2 separate regions of the Homo sapiens genome follow, and region 2 is linked to region 1. A link is a contact called in ENCODE Hi-C data. All regions are on one chromosome and are shown on one strand. Each heading gives the region's core, a stretch centred on a gene start or an enhancer-like site at or near the end of the contact. The rest is flanking DNA. Distances are from core to core; before and after follow the strand shown. Region 1 holds the start of PRMT6 (protein arginine methyltransferase 6). Region 2 overlaps NTNG1 (netrin G1).

The links. A loop is a pair of places that touch in the nucleus more often than their neighbours do.
Region 2: a loop to region 1 is called in a map of A673, with 4 times the contacts of the local background. The contact joins the enhancer-like site here to the promoter of PRMT6 in region 1. A Hi-C loop is called at or near these places in 1 of 168 maps with a recorded cell type or tissue (A673) and 2 of 37 single-sample maps with no recorded cell type.

What each region holds. Positions count from the first base shown.
Region 1 is chr1:107,054,545-107,060,139 of GRCh38, forward strand. PRMT6 (protein arginine methyltransferase 6) reads left to right here and starts at 2,130. Exons shown (of 1, transcript NM_018137.3): 1 at 2,130-4,750. The coding sequence starts at 2,172. The coding sequence ends at 3,299. RefSeq lists enhancers at 2,362-2,411, 2,432-2,571, 2,582-2,711, 2,722-2,931.
Region 2 is chr1:107,260,138-107,265,732 of GRCh38, forward strand. All of the region lies in intron 2 of NTNG1 (netrin G1), which reads left to right. Among named protein-coding and RNA genes, the nearest start is that of NTNG1, 120 kb to the left of the region's middle. Within about 2 kb of position 2,799, at least 2 of the 41 ENCODE cell types and tissues checked have a DNase peak (open chromatin) inside an H3K27ac peak, as active enhancers do; they include A673, where a contact is called at or near this core.

The sequences.
Region 1 (5,595 bases), core at 880-3,379:
AGCAGATGGATTCAAGATATATTTTGGAGGTAGAACCAGTGAAACTTATATTCAGAATTTTCTTAAAAGAGACCATAAGGAAGTGAATTGAAAATTGGGTGAAGGAATGAATGTATTTAAAAGGAAAAGGTGACATTTTGAGGAAAGAAAGAATGGCAAAAGTATACACTAAGTAACAACCTATTAATAAAAGTAACATATTAAAGTGGTCACATTTACAACTCTAATCTGATGTCCTACACTGGGCCTCAATTATCTTAAAATAAGATATTAAACCAAGGCAGAAAAAGAGAAGAAATACTTCAAGGTTTTTAGCCTTAAATGGTTGAGCCCAGGCCACTGAAAAAAATACAATTTACCCAATTAAAATAACGAAGCAAGATTTAACTAAGATCATTTTAGTGAGAAACAGTTGTTCTCACCCTGGCTGCCCATTAGAATTCCCTGGGGAGCTTTTAAAAACTAGAAGCCCAGGTTCCACTGGAGTGATTCCGATTTAATTGGTCTGAGGTAGACCCAGGCATCGGTATTTTTTAAAAAGCTCCTTAGAGAATTCTAATAAGCAGCCAGGATGGAGAGTCTTGAGTTAGAAGTAGAGTACAGCTAAGGATGCCATATCAATAAACCTATTCTGCTAATGAAAGATTAATAGAGAAAATAGGATGAAAGAACTTTGATCCCAGACAAGGAATACAGGCCTATTGGTTACAAGGACATAATTCAAGACCACAAGAAAATAAAAATCCATTTTACTCTGAGTGACTTTTTTTTCAAGCTGGCAGAAAATGGCATTATGCCCACCTTGTTAATAACACGGACACCCATACAGATGCCACACATATTTAAAAACATATTTTATTTCCATTATGGACAACAAAAAGAGAGTAACAGCTGATGGTTGACTACAAGAAAAATATAAGAGAAAGAGGAGAGTGTCAATATTGCCCGGACAAGAAAACACAGGAAAAAATGAATTGCATTGAGAAAGTGATTAAAAGAAATTGATTCCGTTATTTCTGAGAGAAAAAAACGCATATATATATAGAATACACCTAGCAACGAGTTTGCTTGTATCACATGGCTCTTGAGTCTGCACTTTTCAGGATTTAACTCTTAAGAGAGCCACAGAATTATCAGAGCAGAGCCGAAAGCCAAGTAACTATTCTTCTAAGTAGAACCAGAAACCTAGTTCTTCCCCAACTGCAATGAAGATTCGCTGGTGGGTGAATGGGCAACTAAAGGCCAGAGAAGTTCTATTATTTGCCCTAAATCACTCAACTAATTAGTGGTCATACTGGAATCAGAACCAAGATTTTGCATTGTTAGGTTTTAATTTTGTTACATTTGCACTCTAACTGCACTGAAAACAGAAAAAAGAAATGCGTAGTGCAGTTTCTAAATTGCCACAGCTGGAGCACTTTAAGAGCTACAATTGTCCAGTTAAGGCGGTAGTGGGTGGATGGTGCTGCCATGTTAATTCGGTGGAATAAAACCAGAGGTGAGTTAGGCCGGGCGCGGTGGCTCACGCTTGTAATCCCAGCACTTTGGGAGGCCGAGGTGGGCGGATCACCTGAGGTCGCGAGTTTGAGACCAGCCTGACCAACAGGGAGAAACCCCGTCTACCAAAAATACAAAATTAGCCGGCCCTGGTGGCATGCGCCCGTAATCCCAGCAACTCGGGAGGCTGAGGCAGGAGAATCGCTTGAACCCAGGAGGCGGAGGTTGCGGTGAGCGGAGATCGCGCCATTGCACTCCAGCCTGGGAAACAAGAGCGAAACTCCCTCTCAAAAAAAACAAAAAACAGAAAAACAAACAAAAAAAACAGAGGTGAGTTCAGCAGAAGAAACAAAGGTGGATTATTAGTCTTAAGTGTGCGTGCCTACTTCAGGAAGGGAGTGAAAGCAAAAAACTGAGGAGCTAAGGGTGGGAGGGGGAATGAAAGGATCTCAGAATGTGGGCGTCGTGGGTGGGAAAAGGGATGCCAGGACACCAGAAGAGCAATACAAAACAGCTCCCGTGAGCAGGCACAGGAGACCTTCCGCGCCGCCGGCCGGGCGACCCCGCAGGAAGTAGGAAGGACGAGCGCGCACTACAAGTCCCAGAAGCCCCCGTTTCCTGGAGCCCGCGCCGTGCCGCGCTACGCCCGCCGGGAGCCGGGCAGAGCGGCCAAGATGTCGCAGCCCAAGAAAAGAAAGCTTGAGTCGGGGGGCGGCGGCGAAGGAGGGGAGGGAACTGAAGAGGAAGATGGCGCGGAGCGGGAGGCGGCCCTGGAGCGACCCCGGAGGACTAAGCGGGAACGGGACCAGCTGTACTACGAGTGCTACTCGGACGTTTCGGTCCACGAGGAGATGATCGCGGACCGCGTCCGCACCGATGCCTACCGCCTGGGTATCCTTCGGAACTGGGCAGCACTGCGAGGCAAGACGGTACTGGACGTGGGCGCGGGCACCGGCATTCTGAGCATCTTCTGTGCCCAGGCCGGGGCCCGGCGCGTGTACGCGGTAGAGGCCAGCGCCATCTGGCAACAGGCCCGGGAGGTGGTGCGGTTCAACGGGCTGGAGGACCGGGTGCACGTCCTGCCGGGACCAGTGGAGACTGTAGAGTTGCCGGAACAGGTGGATGCCATCGTGAGCGAGTGGATGGGCTACGGACTCCTGCACGAGTCCATGCTGAGCTCCGTCCTCCACGCGCGAACCAAGTGGCTGAAGGAGGGCGGTCTTCTCCTGCCGGCCTCCGCCGAGCTCTTCATAGCCCCCATCAGCGACCAGATGCTGGAATGGCGCCTGGGCTTCTGGAGCCAGGTGAAGCAGCACTATGGTGTGGACATGAGCTGCCTGGAGGGCTTCGCCACGCGCTGTCTCATGGGCCACTCGGAGATCGTTGTGCAGGGATTGTCCGGCGAGGACGTGCTGGCCCGGCCGCAGCGCTTTGCTCAGCTAGAGCTCTCCCGCGCCGGCTTGGAGCAGGAGCTGGAGGCCGGAGTGGGCGGGCGCTTCCGCTGCAGCTGCTATGGCTCGGCGCCCATGCATGGCTTTGCCATCTGGTTCCAGGTGACCTTCCCTGGAGGGGAGTCGGAGAAACCCCTGGTGCTGTCCACCTCGCCTTTTCACCCGGCCACTCACTGGAAACAGGCGCTCCTCTACCTGAACGAGCCGGTGCAAGTGGAGCAAGACACGGACGTTTCAGGAGAGATCACGCTGCTGCCCTCCCGGGACAACCCCCGTCGCCTGCGCGTGCTGCTGCGCTACAAAGTGGGAGACCAGGAGGAGAAGACCAAAGACTTTGCCATGGAGGACTGAGCGTTGCCTTTTCTCCCAGCTACCTCCCAAAGCAGCCTGACCTGCGTGGGAGAGGCGTAGCGAGGTCGGAGGGGAAAGGGAGATCCCACGTGCAAGTAGGGGGAATATCTCCCCCTTTTCCCTCATAGCCTCTAGGGAGGGAGAGTGACTTCATTCTCCATTTGAAGAGATTCTTCTGGTGATGTTTACTTAAAAAGTGATCCCCCTCAACAACGGATACAGCGTGCTTATTATTGGGCATTTAGCCTCAAAAGCATGTAGTACCAAGCACTTGTATTTCCGTATATTTTGTTTCGCGGGGGAGTGAGGGGGAAGAACACGGATGAAAATGTCAGTTTTTGAAGGGTCCATGCACATCCCTGACACCTCACACCTTATCTAAGTCTGAAGCTGGGGAGAAAGGGGTTCATTTAGACTTCATACATTTCCAGTACGACTTTAGTATCTCTCCAGAGCCATATTTTCTCAGTCCGAATTAATTCCCCCTCCCTAGGTGCCTGTAGGCTATGGTACTTCTTCCTCATTGTTTTCTAGGTAAACTTCACTACTGGTAATTAAGGGGAAGGATATGAGGAAGCAGTTTAAATAGCCCTGTTCTCATTACTCTGACCACATACATCATAGGGTGCTAAAGTTGATGAACACATTAATCCGTTAAGTAAAATGGACTTTGTAATTGTACAGCATACCTAAGAAACTCAGAAGGTGCATTTAAGAGAGAGACCTGAAAGAAATAGTATGGATTTTTAAAAATTCTTGTCTCTACTATTATAACCAAAAAATATTTCTTGTATGTCCCATAAAAATATTTGTGTAATTCTTATGAAACAGGCTGGTAGAGGAGGTTTCTGAGCCTAGCCCAAGGGCTTATTCATCACCATGGGTAAATTATTTAAACTCACTTAATTAAGGAAAATATTTTCCCAGCTAGAAAAGTATACTCATTCTCATTTAAACTCTCTCATTTGGAGGGATCATGTGAGTTGGCCTACTTACAAGTAGTGAAAGTTCCCTTTTCAGTTTTGTTTTGTTTTGTTTTGTTTTTCTCTTTCACTCAGCCAAATGTGAAAGTTGTGAATTTAGGAAAATCACTTGTAATGAAGTGTGAATCTTGTTATCAAATTTATTTCTCTGATGTTTCCTTCCTTATCCTTGTAGCCAATAAAACATTGACATTCTCACGTTTTATAGATGAGGTAAAAAGTCTTGTGTGCTGTGAGTTATAATGCTTTTGCCTTTTTAATATTATTAGTTCTTAAGTGTTACAGCCCCTTCAGAATATAACTTCAGGACAATTCAAACTATGCTTAATGTATGATTTTCGAGCTTCTGTATGCTAAGAAAATAGGTGTGAAAAACTGGTGTTCTGAAATAGCCTAACATTTATTGTAATTCTGAATTTTCTGCCCTTTTATTCATTGCATATTAAAGTATTAGAGTATAAAAACTAATTTGCTAAACTTTGGTTGTATATAACACAGATCTTCCATCATGGAGAGATATACATGTACAAAATTATCAATTTACAAGATAATTGAGTAGCAAGCAGTACAGTTGTAACCGTCACCATTTTGATGCTAAGATAGTGATCATCTCATGTAAATGCTACAGTCACAGCAAGCTAGACTTAAGCTAGAGGGAAAATAGAGCTCCTTATAAGGTGTTCTATGTTTTAAATCAAATATTTATTTAGAGTTTGAGTGTGTGATTTTGAGTAGGTTTCTGGTGGTTTGGTTTGTTTTTTAAAAAAAACTTGATTTAACAATTCCTTTACTAAGTGATAAATGAGAATATTCTTCCAAATTCTATTTTTTATATATTTGATAAATACTATAGAGTTATCATTATCAGTATAAGCACATAAAGGGAACCTCAGTTAAAACTTGGAGGAACTATAGAAGTAAAGGGTATGTATTCCATAGTTAAAGTAAGCTTCAGGATTTTTATTACTCCTTCCCAGAAGAAAAATGAATTATAAAAATACAGCGACTGAAGCAATTAGTCAAGAGTTAGCATAACATAATGGCTACAAAATTGGACTCTGGAGCCAGACAGCCCATAGTAGAACCTAGGCTCCACCACTCTTTGTGACCTTGGGCAAAATATTAAACACCTTTTTTTCCTTCAAAATGGAGGAAATTCCTCTCGTATGCAAAATGGAGATAACAATAGTACCTATGTCATAGATGTGAGAATAGAATGAGTTAATACATGTGACTACATAATGTCTGGTATGTAATAAGATCTCAATAAAGCCTCAGTGTGGTAGTTAGGGAAAAGTCAAACCTGGAGCACT
Region 2 (5,595 bases), core at 1,549-4,048, 210 kb after region 1:
GAAAATACTCATTTGATCCTCTCACGATACTAGTGTTCTGTGATAACATCATATAAAGATGAATGAGCTTTTTGATCATCCAGCTTTCCAGATATCCTACTTGAACTGACCTTGAGAAGAGTGATTTTTGCCAATACAAACTCTAAAGAGGCTTTGGCGAATGGAGAAAAGATGATCCTCTTCTCGCTGGCTACTTTCTGGGGCTGCTTTGGGACTTCTTTTCACACTCACCACAGAAACAAAATGTAGGGACAATGGGATCCCCATTTCACTCTGATGTTCTACAGCAGGCAGAGGGTCTACCCTGCCACCAACAATAGCTGTAGTCATCACAACAGCCTTCATAGAATGATATTCAGTTGTAGCATCAGCAATAAGACAAAAGAAAGTCCTGGAGTCACGTGCCCGTAGAAGCACCTGTCTCTGGCTTTTGGTCAGGGTCTTCCACAGCAGTCACTACCATCATTACAAACCATGTGTTTCAAGAACACATTACTTTTGAGAATGCCAGGGCTGAGTTACTCCTGTTTGACATTCTCCCATCTAGCTTCTCTAGGCTCCAGAATAAGAGCATCCCCACCATTATTACCAAATAATACTATTGTCAAGATGATGATGTTTAGAGATCCCAAGAAATCAGTCAGGTGAGTACTCCCCTTCTACACCACACACGTACCGCTCTGGTTTCTTCTGTTGGCATTTTCTGCTGCTTCTGTTGCCTGACAAACCTGATAAATGAAAGCCACTGATTCAAAGCCAATATTTTACACAGAGAAAGGAGATTCCAGCTGGGACTACTCACCAAGGTTAGTTCATAGGCAAGAGAAAAAAGCAAGGAAAAGGATCTAGAGATCTTGGTGAACTAAAGCTGCAGCCCAGGTAAGTACATCTGAAGAGTTGTACAGTTATGATGGATCAGAGCCCAGAGAAGTAGGAGTGCTGTTGATATTACTCGTTCTTTAATTCATTCATTTTTAAAAATTATTTGTTCTTTAATTCATTGATCCAGCAAATGTTTACCAGGTCCTGGGTCCTGTGCCAGGTACTATACTAAGTACTGGAGATATGAAAATGAACAAGGTAGACATAATCCCTGCCTTCATGTAATGGATAGTCTAGTAGGGAATAAAGATGTTACACAAACATAAAAATGATTATTTAGTCACAACTATGATAAATGCTTTGTAAGCATCTAAGATTTTCTTAAAATACCAGACAACTTCCAGTAGCCAATTTGATAACAATAAGGGAATTTGTTAACATCAGGTGGAAAATGCTGGCAGTTAAAACTTTTTGTCTGCATGTTTCACAGGATTTAAAAAAAAAAAGCTCTTCAGAAGATTTTAAACATTATAATTAATATTTTACTTTCAAGCCTGTTGTTGATTTTAGAAGATAAATTTGCTATTTAAAAAGATAACTAGGGCCAGGAGCGGTGGCTCACGCCTGTAATCCCAGCACTTTGGGAGGCCGAGGCGGGCAGATCACGAGGCCAGGAGATCGAGACCATCCTGGCTAACACAGTGAAACCCCGTCTCTACTAAAAATACAAAAAATTAGCCGGGCGTGGTGGCGGGTGCCTGTAGTCCCAGCTACTCGGGAGGCTGAGGCGGGAGAATGGCGTGAACCCGGGAGGCGGAGCTTGCAGTGAGCTGAGATCGCACCACTGCACTCCAGCCTGGGCGACAGAGTGAGACTCCGTCTCAAAAAACAAAACAAAACAAAAAAAACGATAACAACTATATTATAAGACATCATTTGTGAATTCCACATTCTCATATGTAAGGTAAACACAAAGTTTGTATGAGGTTCTCTGTCCGGGCAATGTTAACTATTGAAAAATTACATTCTAGGAGTTTACTCTGATTGAGGAAAATAAGATACACCTTAAAATAACCACAAAACAAGAATATGAGCTAAGGCCCTTGGCAGTTAATGTACCTAAGTGCTGTTTACATATTTTGAAGCTAAACGTTACAAAGACTTTTTCTGATTTATATATTTACATTAAAAGTCTTTTACATTAAAAGTCTTATAAAGGTATTTTTCAAAGCCGTTACACATGTAGTAACACAATTAGTAAATCACATGAAATCTGAATGACTTTAGAAAGACAGGGACACATGAGTGGAGACTGGGAGGACGACTAGGTTCACTACTTAGGGAGGCCAGAATGGAGTCTTTTGTGGGTAATGAGGGCAGTTCAGGGAGAAGAGGGCAGTAGAAAAGGTATTTTGTCACAAAAGATTAAAATGTGTCAGGGAGACAAGCATAGAGATTTATTTTATTGTTATAAAACAGAATATAAAAGTAGGTTGGGGTCTAACTATTGTGGACTTCGAGTGATCAACGAAGGAGTTTATATTTTTTCTGATATTTTATGCCATTGAAGGTTTTAGGGCAAGGGATTGCCATGATCAAAGTAGAAGAATCAGTCTGGCTGCAGCCCACATAATCATGGTGACATAATAAATTGTAATGACTCAAAGCAGTAGCTGGAAATTGAGAAAGAAATACATGAATTAGAAGGTGTTGAAAATCGCTTATGTTGACTTGAGACAATGGTATTCATCTTTTCTGTGAGTGTATTTGTCTTCTGTTTAGAAAAAGACAAAGCAAATGAAAAACAATCTCTTCATTCACCTCCAGAAAGGGGTTGGGAAAGACAAATAAAGGGTTATTCATAATCTGTTGGTTACCCTCTGTTGGTAGTGGACAGAGATGAAACACTTTTTCGCTGGTGCACAACTTTATTCTTAGCCGTGAACATCTGTAATTAGATGAACCACCATAGTGATGACTGAATTGAGAAATCAGCCCATTAGAGGATCTGGTGGTAAAGGAATGGAAATCATTATCTAGCACAAATAATGCAAAGTTGGTCACTTACTCATGTGTGAGTTACTGTGCAAACAATTCTGATAAAAGAGGGGGGAATGCTATGGAATCAATATTGTCTTTATTGTGAAGAGGAATGAGAATGAACAAAACCCTGAAGCTTTGAAATGTGGTAAATCTCAATACATTTACTCTGAGAATGTGACTGCATCCCCACAGTTCTTCAGAGAAAGGATGTGTGGGTGTGAGAGTGAGTGGGTGTGTGGGAAAAGCTAATAACAGTTCTAGGTTAGCTTGCTTCCTTCCTTCCTTCCTTCCTTCCTTCCTTCCTTCCTTCCTTCCTTCCTTCTTTCCTTCCTTCCTTTTTTTCTTTTTTTTTCCTTTACAAAGCCTTTACAATAGCAGTTTTACACCTTTGAGGCCTTTGCTAATTTTTGAGACATTTTATACTCTTTCTATTTAGGCATTAATCAGGAAATTGGTCTTTTCAAAGTGTGAATCATGAATAGTGAATATGAAACATTTTAAGAATGTAGTAGGAAAGATATTAGCACTTTGGGGAGGTTGCTTAGTGGAGTGAGGGAGCTAATGAATACTCTGAGTTATCTAGCTCTTTTCATCTATGCTAATTAGCCTTAACAAGGCAAGTTAAAATAATTTCTTTCCTAGGCTTGTACAGTGTAACTTCCCACTTAGCATTTCTTGTCTCCTTACAAGCCTTATAACCTGAGGCAATCCCAGATATTCCCTTTGGGAAAGAAGTATTTGAGAGTTATGCTCACGGCACTTGCCTTTATTAATTTTATGAAAAAAATCCATTTTAACATTCATTTTCATATTTGAGTACCCAAGAATTTGAGGTTTGTATGTAACCATTGTTGGGATTTTGTTAAAAGAAATGTTATAGTACAATCCATCATGACCCAAACACATCTTGATGAAATGTTCTGAAGTTTCCTATCTTTAAAAAAAATGTATTATGCTATTTCTCTTATGGTTCTTATCATAGTTTGTTGAAACATTCCAAGGAATTATAGTTCTAAGCTACCTTGTATTTGACAGATGTCAGTAGATGACAGGAGATTAATCTATAGTCCTCTCTCTCTCTTGTTATTTGATTAAACAGATCCATGCCACCATCTTTCCTTCTTGCCTGTAGAATACACACACACACGCCCACAAACACACACACGCCCTTCTATTTTTCAGAATTCTTAGCCACACCCCCTCCCCTCACCACCACCGTTTTTCCACCCTGGTGCACATTTTTGTAGCCATTGCTCTTTAAGGTGACAGTGAGAGAGACTTCTTATCGATCATCTGACCTCCCACACAATTTGTTGGAGGTTGACACACTCCCTGCCATTTTTGCTTTGTGGAGGCTGAAAGGCCCATTCATTACAGGGATGGCTTTATTAAAGAAGCAACCCCCAAATTCAAGTGGATTAAGCCATCTGGCTACAGAGTGAAATCCTTCACAATCTTATGACAATCTATGTCCCCCATCCTTCCCTATGAAGTTAAAAGACTATATATAGATTTTCCTTTCATTTTTTATAAATGCTCCTTGGATTTTTCTATCATACTGCCCTCTATTCTCTGAGGATAATTCTTAGCCATAGCTCCTTGTGCTTATTTCTTTATAAATTGGCAGTTTTTAAAATGAAAATCATTTTGCATCTATTTAGATGATCTCAACATTTTCTCTGTTTACATTAGTTTAGGGCACCTTTGAGTCATTTCCTTTTCATTTCTTTTCCATTTAGCCTGGATGTTTGGCCCCATCTGTGGTTAGTGAGAACTGAGGCAGAAGCTGAGTCCACCCTTCAGTCACTCTGTACAGCTGTCCTTGGAAATTCCAGCCTTGAGGAAACATACATTCACACATAGCTTGTTTCCCCCGAAATAAAGGTTTTGATCAAATATGCAGGAAGGATGTTTTCTGTGACTTGGGTACAGTGGGAAGTTTTGCATATTGGCCTCTCTCACCTGCTGTTGAGCACCTTGGCTGTGTCTTTGTTCACCTCCCCCCGTCAGTGTTTTGCACAGCAGACACTAACAAGTATTTATTGAATGAATGAATGTGCAGATGAATGAAAGTAGCATGAAGGACTAATGCTGGTGTGGTGATTGTGTCTTGTTTTCTCATTGTTCCAATATTCTATCTCAGTTTCCTCTCTCAGGAGAATGCCTCTTTGAAGTCCCTGAAGAATTACAGAATAGTAGATGCTGATAAAAATTTATACCAAATCAGTAGGAGGATAAGGAAAGGAATGTAGAAGTATCTACAACTATACTTTGGTAAACTGTTACAAATTCACCCCTCCAGGCTCTATAAATTACTTTGCCAGAAAAAAAAAAAGGATTTTCTTTCATGACAATTCAAATACAGCACTTCTCCTTCCCTGATTTTAAGAGTTTGACAATGAATTAAAATGAGAGTCTGGAGGTAAGAGAACTTGCTGAAAGGGAGTCAACTAATAGTCAACTAACTATGATTAACAGAATATAAGCACTGAAAATTCTCCATTGTGAGTTAAGATTTGCAGGCCTGCAAGCCTAGTGACATAAATGTCATATGCAGATTCTAAAAAGCAATGAGTTCTATCTGTTAGGTGATTTAATTATGTTGACCCTTAGTTATTTTGAAATCACTTGTTTACAACTGGCTCTAAATCAGCTTTCTGTTAAATTTTCAGTATAAGAAATTGAAATTATAAGAATTATGGGTTTATACATGTAAGTTGTTTTAACATA